Regions from separate parts of the Homo sapiens genome. Here region 1 is linked to region 2. Evidence: read pairs that join two places in POLR2A ChIA-PET (ENCODE). Cell type or tissue: PC-3. All regions are shown on one strand. Each heading gives the region's core, and the rest is flanking DNA. Links, peaks and the distances in the headings are about the cores only.

The links. ChIA-PET counts read pairs that join two places held together with the same protein. Peaks named below come from ENCODE experiments on the same cell type or tissue, not always from the same donor. Only the 100,000 strongest peaks of a DNase experiment are listed, where the experiment ranks them.
Region 1: POLR2A ChIA-PET joins it to region 2 with 6 read pairs; 2 of 35 experiments call an interaction of 5 or more read pairs at or near these places.

The regions. Positions count from the first base shown.
Region 1 is chr15:22,871,369-22,875,758 of GRCh38, reverse strand. CYFIP1 (cytoplasmic FMR1 interacting protein 1) reads left to right here. Exons shown (of 31, transcript NM_014608.6): 27 at 488-560; 28 at 1,115-1,209; 29 at 2,030-2,268; 30 at 2,787-2,934. Among named protein-coding and RNA genes, the nearest start is that of NIPA2, 35 kb to the right of the region's middle. RefSeq lists enhancers at 2,220-2,514, 1,840-2,515. In PC-3, for the core only: no CTCF peak of the experiment used is centred there; a DNase peak (open chromatin) is centred at 2,418; H3K27ac peaks cover 421 bases.
Region 2 is chr15:23,004,485-23,008,874 of GRCh38, reverse strand. It overlaps TUBGCP5 (tubulin gamma complex component 5), which reads left to right. Exons shown (of 23, transcript NM_052903.6): 16 at 1-176; 17 at 2,523-2,607; 18 at 2,703-2,823; 19 at 3,265-3,443. Among named protein-coding and RNA genes, the nearest start is that of CYFIP1, 26 kb to the right of the region's middle. In PC-3, for the core only: no CTCF peak of the experiment used is centred there; no DNase peak of the experiment used is centred there.

The DNA of each region.
Region 1 (4,390 bases), core at 264-4,263, 130 kb after region 2:
CACCAGGGTAGGCCACCCCTACTCCTTCCATCTCCTGTGTTGTTTGCAGGAGACGCCCCTTCCTTCTGTCAGTGTGGTGGGATCTTGTCATAAACTGTGGTTCTTAAGAGCCTGGTGGCAAATTAGCAGGGAAGGATGGGGCGAGAGCTTTTAGACAGGTAAATCCTGGAAAACAGAGCACACATTCAACACTGGGTCTTACCTGTGTCTATATTTACATTAATTAAATGTAACTAAAAATAAAATTCAGTTCCTCAAGTGCCAAGCCACATTCCAAGTACTTACTAGGCATGCATGGCTGGCGGCTGCCGGAATGGACAGGACAGACGGAAGCATTTCCATCATCCCAGAAATCTCTTGACAGAGATAAAATAAACTTACAGAGTTTATTTTATGCTAAAAGGCAAAGAAGTTCTTGGTTTTCAGCACCAGATTGCTCTCTGGCGAGATACCCTTCCTAGCTTGACCCTCTCTTTCTCTGCTCTAGTCTTTAGAAGAAGTGTGTGACCTGCTGCACGCGGCTCCTTTCCAGAACATCTTGCCGCGAGTCCATGTGAAAGGTGAGCCTGCTGACCCCCACCAGGGAGTCCAGACTGCCCTCTGTGGGGGTGGTGCCCACTGTATGCAACCGGAGAGCTAAGGACCAGTGCAGATTGTGGGTTTGGCGCCTGTTCAGTCATACCCAGGGGTAATGAGGAGTGTACAGAACCTAGTTAAATGAAGATTGAGAAATAGAGCTGCAATGATATGATGTCTTAGAATTGCTTCCAAATATCAATAGCATGGGAGCAGGGGGAGTTGGGTATATAAGAAGCAGAGTGGCCATGAGTTGATAATTATAGCAGATGATGGGTACAGGCTCATTGTGCCATTTTCTGCTTTCGATTACATTTGGAATATTCAATAAATGAAAAGTGAATATTGAGCAGAAAATTGGTTCTGCCGGTTTGAATTAAAATATTAAATGAGCCAGTTCTGTAAAATAATTTTCAAAGAGAATCTGTATCCATAATGTTAACTTAAAAATCTTTTGTTTTTTAAACAAATGTAAACCTTTGCAATTACCGTTTCATACAAAGGAGCAGAATATAGTAAAATATTTTTTCTACTGCAGAGGGGGAGAGACTTGATGCCAAAATGAAAAGACTAGAATCAAAGTACGCCCCGCTGCATCTTGTCCCACTGATTGAAAGACTGGGGACCCCTCAGGTAACGTGTACCGTGATGGCTGTGGCTGTTGCAAGCTGGGCATCCATGCCAGGCCAGGTGGCCTGGTTGGGAGCCAGACTGGAAGGCATCGTGAAGTCCAGCGGCTGCGTGGCTGCTCAGGCCTCAAGTGTTGCAAGTGGGGTGTGCACCAGGACTGCTTCCCTGGGTGGTGGGAGGATTCAGATGAGCTAACACCTGGAAAGAGCTTAGCACATCACCTGGCACGTAAGGCTTACACAGAAGACATCACTTTCACTGTCCAGCCCTTCATGAAGAAGGCTTTCCCATAGGTGTTTAAGAACAGAAGAAATTAGGCCAGGAGGCAAGGTGTCAGGGTAGAGTTCTACAGTGATCCAGCTGCTTATGCTAAGTCAGGGTTTCTCAGCCATTTTGGACCAGATAACTCTATGGTGGGGGCTGGGGCGCCCTGTGCATCGTAGGATGGTTAGCAGCATCCCTGGCCTCCACACTAGCTGCCAGTAGACCCGCTCCACCCAAAACATTTTTCCAGGGCCGGGCACCGGGGTTCATTCCTGTCATCCCAGCACTTTGGGAGGCCAAGACAGGAGTTTGAGACCAGCCTGGGCAACATGGCGAAACCCCATCTCTACAAAAAATACAAAAATTATCCGGGTGTGGTGGCATGCACCTGGTCGCTTGAGCCTGGGAAGTCAAGGCTGCAGCGAGCTGTGATTGTGCCACTGCACTCCAGCCTAGGCAGCAGAGCAAGACCCTGTCTCAAGAGAAAAGAGACATAGAGGATGTGGAGTAGCTGGATGCCTGGAGGCCCACGGCATTCCACGGCTTGTCCTTTCTGCAGCAAATTGCCATCGCAAGAGAGGGGGACCTGCTGACAAAGGAGCGCCTCTGCTGCGGCCTGTCCATGTTTGAGGTCATCCTGACACGGATCCGGAGCTTTCTGGATGACCCCATCTGGCGCGGGCCTCTGCCCAGCAATGGGGTCATGCATGTGGACGAGTGTGTGGAGTTTCACAGACTGTGGAGTGCCATGCAGTTTGTCTACTGCATTCCCGTGGGGACACACGAGTTCACAGTCGAGTAAGTGTGTGCTGAGAGCAGGACAAAGCCCCAGAGGAGGGGAGGAGCTGTGGGGGAGGGGAGGCGTGTTAGGCTAACAAGCAGCCAGCCATGCTCAGGAAGTGGACCAGAAACTCACTGAGCGGCTTTTAAGCCTCCTGTAGTGGGGATTCTTACTTGATGCCAAAGAGCTGACTCAGGACTCTAGTATTCAGGGAGTCTCTGAACCCACGGCAATTGTATGCACGTTGGGCGTGCATTTTTCTAGGTGGGAGGTCCATAGAGTCATTCATCACAGAGGGGATATGATCTAAAAAGGGACAGGAAGCAGCACACCAGAAGAGCCCAAAAAAGTTATTTATCAAAACCAGGGAACAGCCACCTGGCTGCCCGGCATTCTCTTCCTGGCTGTGGAAGGTGACTGTGTAGGCACAGACAGTAATGCAGATGGCTTGGTCACTGACATCTGGAGACAGACTGAGAAAAGACTTCATAACGTATCACTCATCTCCCATTCTGTTTCTGCTTCTTGTTCCTAGGCAGTGCTTTGGTGATGGGCTACACTGGGCTGGCTGTATGATCATCGTACTTCTTGGGCAGCAGCGGCGTTTTGCTGTGCTGGATTTCTGCTACCATCTACTTAAAGTCCAGAAACATGATGGCAAAGATGAGATTATTAAAAATGTGGTATGTGGATGAAAATCTCGCACCATCTATGGACCTTTTGCAAAAGCATACTTTCTTTGTGTTATAAGTTCTTGTTTCTGGCAATGTTTTTCATCCTAGTACGTAAGGTGCCACCAACAGAAACTTTCTTTTCGTTCCCAAAATGAATCTAAATATAATTGGCCAGTAAAGCAGTCTGGCAGAGAAAATACTCATTGTTCCGTTTTCCTTCTCAAGGTACTTAGATTTACTTCCAGTCTTACAGGATCTGCATTGTCAGAATATTGGCAACTATAGTCTTCGGGCCCCTGGAAGTCTGTGCTTTCTTGGCTGCTTTAAAGGCCTTTTGTCTTTGTTGCTTTATGGATCCCTCATAGTTGAATTCTGGAAAATACTCAGCCATTATCTTTGAAATATTTCAGCCTCCTTTCCATTCTCCCTATTCTTGCCATTCAGGACTTCAGTTAAACATATGTTAGACCTTCTCATTCTATTCTCCACATCTCTTTGTTGTATCAGTTTTCTTTTTTCTTTCTTTTTTTTTTTTTTTTTGAGACAGTTTCGCTCTTGTTGCTCAGGCTGGGGTGCAATGCCACGATCTTGGCTCACTGCAATCTCTGCTGCCCAGGTTCAAGTGATTCTCCTGCCTCAGCCTCCCGAGTAGCTGGGATTATAGGCACCTGCCACCACGCCCGGCTGATTTTTGTATTTTGTAATTTTGTATTTTTAGTAGAGACTAGGTTTCACCATGTTGGCCAGGCTGATCTTGAACTCCTGACATAAGGTGATCCGCCCACCTCCCAAAGTGCTAGGATTACAGGCGCGCCCAGCCCTGTTGTATTAGTTTTCTATTGCTTCCATGACAACAAATCACCACAGGCTTGGCAGTTTAAATACCACTGATTATCTCACAATTCTCTAAGTCAGATGCCTGAGTTCAGCCAGGCCCAGCTGGGTCCTCTGCTCAGTCTCATGGGGCCAGTGTCTGAGGTGCTGGGTTCACCCTGGAGGCCTTCAAGCTTATGCACAGTTGGCTCAATTATTCCTTGCAGCTGTAGGACTGGGTCCCCCTTCCTTCTCATGCTTTCCAAGTGGCCCCCTCCAGCAATGGTGGGTTGGGCAGTCTCAGCCTCTAGTCTTCTGCCATGTCTCTCCTGCCTCCGGCCAGAGAACATTCCCTGACTGTGACTATATTGAGCCCACTGGACAACCCCAGATACTCTCCCTGTTCTACAGTCCAGTCTTAGCCACACCTGCCCAGGCCCCGTGGAGTGGAGGCAATGCAGTCACAGGCTCCAGGTCATGGGCCTCTCTCAGGGGCCCTTCTGCCTCCCACTCCTCCATTTCCGGGGCTCCCAGAGCTGTGTCCAGATACTGTATTCATGTGTCTTAGTTAACTTGTTTACTTCAGCTCTAATCTGCTGAGCTTTTACTCTGAAAATATTATTAGTTCACTTTTTAAAGTTCAATTAGGTTC
Region 2 (4,390 bases), core at 150-4,149:
GAATACTTGCAAGCTATGAGGAATTTTTTCTTAATGGAAGGAGGAGATACCATGTATGACTTCTACACGTCAATTTTTGATAAAATAAGAGAAAAGGAAACATGGCAGAATGTGTCTTTTCTTAATGTCCAACTCCAAGAAGCAGTAGGACAGCGTTATCCTGAAGATAGTTCACGGTAAAATATGGACGCCACCTTTATTTAAATTAGTGTAACATGAACTATGTGCCAGTAAGTCTTCTATGAATTACACATATTATTTTATCCTCACTATTCCTATGAGTTTTACTAATATTATTTTACTTATTAGAAAATGGAGGCCAGGCACGGTGGCTCACACCTGTAATGCCAGCACTTTGGGAGGCAGAGGCGGTGGATCACCTGAGGTCAGGAGTTCGAGACCAGCCTGGCCAACATGGTGAAACTCTGTCTCTACTAAAAATACAAAAAGCATGGTGGCAGGCGCCTGTAATCCTGGCTATTTGGGAGGCTGAAGCAGGAGAATCGCTTGAACCTGGGAGGCAGAGGTTGCAGTGAGCCAAGATCATGCCACTGCACTCCAGCCTGGGCGACAAGAACGAGACTCCATTTAAAAAAAAAGAAAAAATTGAGGCAGAGGCTAGCTATGTGACTCTCCTGCTAAACAACAAAAGACGTTGAGATGCCACCATATGGCCAGATGCAGTGGCTCATGCCAGTAATCCTAGCACTTTGGGAGGCCAAGGTGGGAGGATTGCTTGAGCTTAGGAGTTTGCAACCAGCCTGGGCAACATAGTGGGACCTCGTCCCTATAAAAAAAGAAAAAAGTTGCCACCATACGACCTGTCAGGGTCTGATGGCCTCCTTCACATGGCTGGAGTCAGTGCTTCCTCTCCCTGAGCTCCCACACATGAGGTTTTTCAGTCCTGCCTCCTAGAGAATGCCCCTGACCTCTCAGAACTGGCTCAGAACTCCCCAATGACCTCTGTGTCTCTCAGCCTCACTCCCTTCCACCAAAACGGACTTGACCCTCACCAGGGTGACCTCAGACCACCAGCAGTGACTTCCACCACTCATCCCTATGCTCCCCGTGGGTGCCTCCTAAACAGATGGACTAAGCTTTGTCTTAGAAGGGAGAAAGCTATTTACTGTCTGGCTCCATTTTCCCAGCCTCATGTCTTGCACACATACACACCATGTTCTCTTTCCTGTCTTCCTTCGCGTTTCAGGGATTTCAGAATATTTCTGGTGTCTGCTAGTGCTGTCCTCCCGCCCCCCTGTGACATAGTCTCCAGTTCATGGGCCCGGCAGAGGTCTGCTCATTCCTACATCCCCCTTGTCTTCGTGTGCTGCACTGGGCTGGGAGTCCCTGGAGGGAAGAGAGATTGGCTTTCTATTGCCTGCTCAGTGCAGCACCTAACTTAGTATTAGTATTTGGTAGATGCCTACTAAGCACTGAGTGAATGCATACATATCAGGCCATTAAGAGCTAAAAATTCTTTTTTTTGAGACAGAGTCTTGCTCTGTCACCCAGGCTGGAGTGCAGTGGCACAATCTCGACTCACTGCAAGCTCCGCCTCCCGGGTTCATGCCATTTTCCTGCCTCAGCCTCCCGAGTTGCTGGGACTACAGGCGCCCAGCTAATTTTTTGTATTTTTATAGAGACGGGGTTTCACTGGGTTAGCCAGGATGGTCTCGATCTCCTGACCTCGTGATCCTCGAGGATGCCAAAGTGCTGGGATTACAGGTGTGAGCCACCGCACCCGGCAAAGAGCTAAAAATTCTGACTAGTGCCTGTGTCATGGATCAGCCAGTTCATAATCACACACTGCCCTGTGACATCTCTGATTTGGAAGTTAACTCCCCACTTTAAACCTTCTTCATATGCATCCAGGCATCCCCTCTTAGTGCCTCTGTGACTGTGGAAGAGGACATCATTTCTCAGGAACCACTGATGGGAGTATTTTGAGGATTAAATGAGCTAAGGACACATAATAGTGCCTGGCACTTGGACATTTTCATGTCCATGTTAGATGCTTGCTTTCCTCTGTGAGTCACATTCAAACCTGTCTCAGGAACTTGTGGATGAAGCACTGCACAGTGCCTCTGGTGTAGAAGCAGACCCCATCCCATCTCGATGGGGCTCTCGAAGCAGTACTCTCACCACATGCTCGGCTCCGTCGAGCTGCTCTGCTCGTCCTCTCCTGCCCACCCCCAACCTCAGCAGAGGCTTCATCTTCCCAGCCATTGCCTGAAGTTTACTGTCTTCCTCAGCTTCATCCTTTTTCTAATTACTACCATTGTTAAGTGTCTCTTTAACTAAACTCATTGTTTAAAAGTTTTCTCCCTCTCTGTTTCTAAATCCAAATTTCTGCTCTGGAATATATGTTAGAAGAGATACATTTGTTGGAATGTTTGCATTTCTTTTATGAAATGCAGTATCTTTTGGGGAATATTATGTAAATGAAATACCAATTATTTTAAAAGAGCATTTTTGTGTGACATAGTGCTTTCACAAACTAAAACTGGAATTTCTTTCTTTAGTCTATCTATATCTTTTGAAAATGTTGACACAGCTAAGAAGAAGCTGCCTGTTCATATCTTAGATGGTCTGACCCTCAGCTACAAGGTATATGCTGATATTCCTTGTATGAACCGTGTTTTCTGCTAACATTAAAACATGCAAGTAATTGGTTACTTTCTAATTTTGTTTTTGTTTCATAGGTCCCATGGCCCGTGGACATTGTTATAAGTTTGGAATGTCAAAAAATTTATAATCAAGTGTTTCTTCTCTTATTGCAAATAAAGTGGGCAAAATATAGTCTGGATGTTTTACTTTTTGGTGGTAAGATTTGTTTTCAGCAGATAAATTGTAATTTTATTTAATTTTAGCCCTTAATAAAAGAGGTTAATGGGAAAGGGAAGCATACGGGGATCTGGAAAAAAAAAAAAAGTTGGTGGTTGTTGATCATTTTTTATGTGTACACAAATGCCAAAATGGTGCGTATTCTAGCAGTAGTTTTATGGACATCAAATGCCTGAAAGAAAGATCAGGAAGTTGTATGTACAGTTGATCTGAAATGCAACAACTTGATTAGGAAAAGTGATACAGGAAACTTTTCCCACTGCACCTTCCAGAGGCACTGAGGTTCGGTTCCTGCCACCCCTGCCAGTGCTTTCTGTGGTGCCAGGACCACATCCGTCAGTGTTTCTGCCAGGCGTCATGGTGCAGTGGGGTTTGAGTTGATGCTCTTTCTGTCCACTTTGCTCTTCCAATGTTTTATAGAACTGGTTAGTACTGCAGAAAAACCACGACTTAAAGAAGGCCTTATACATGAACAAGACACAGTTGCTCAGTTCGGACCACAAAAAGAACCAGTAAGACAGCAGATTCATCGCATGTTCCTCTTAAGAGTGAAGCTCATGCATTTCGTGAACAGCTTGCACAACTACATCATGACCAGGGTTTGTGCCTCTCCCATCTGCTTCAGTTCTATCGTCGTATCTATACAGTTGTTCGTAGAGAATTACTCATACTATGTTTATAAGTAAAAAATACCTACAGACTGTGAAAACGGGACATGTAGCAAATTTGATCATAAAATAACATGGCAGTGGGAGGAATGTTTTTGTAAATATACCGGAATATGTGTATCCAGAGGCTGTTGTCCCTCCAGTCCAGCAGCCCCTGGGGACAGGCACAGCCACAGCTCGTCTTCTGGAATTGCCTTCAGAATGTGCCGCATAGTCCTTTAGGTTTCAATAGTGGTGACAGCTGTCCCTAAAAAATGGCTCCAATGTTTAATAACAGCCAAAATCCACTACGGTGTGTGGGAGGAAGATGCAGCCAGGTTATAGACTTTTTTCTTAAAAACAAGAACTCACTACAAAGTAAATGAAATTATTTTTCTGATACATCTAAAAGCCAGTTCTAGGGGAAGTTCTAAAAGAAGCGTTCAGAAATTGGAACAAGAGCAGTATTATTAGAGGACAGTATGCATTTGGGGTTTGAATTGTTGTTTAGACCTGTTTATACCTGGTCTGTGAGTTCTGAAACCCAACTTGCTTGGGTGAAGTGAGCCACTGAAGCCTGTGTTTTGGATGGGAAGGCTATGGCAGAGGGGCTCCACGTTTCCCCTGACTGCATTACTGCCTTCACAAGGTTGGCCTTCATTAAGCCCCTAATTGTTAAGAGTAAATGATAAGAGTTTAAGTTTTTTCTTAGTTTGTTTTTTATTTGAGGTATACTTATACTCATTTTAGAGAAAGATCAATGTATGAGAAAAGGAACTTAAGAAACATAAATTCACTGTAATTATTTGTATAAAAGTAACACATTTACTTGATTTTTTTTTTATCGATGTGTCTTATATACAGCTTAATGTGCTTGCCCCTTCCTGCCAGGAAGTCTG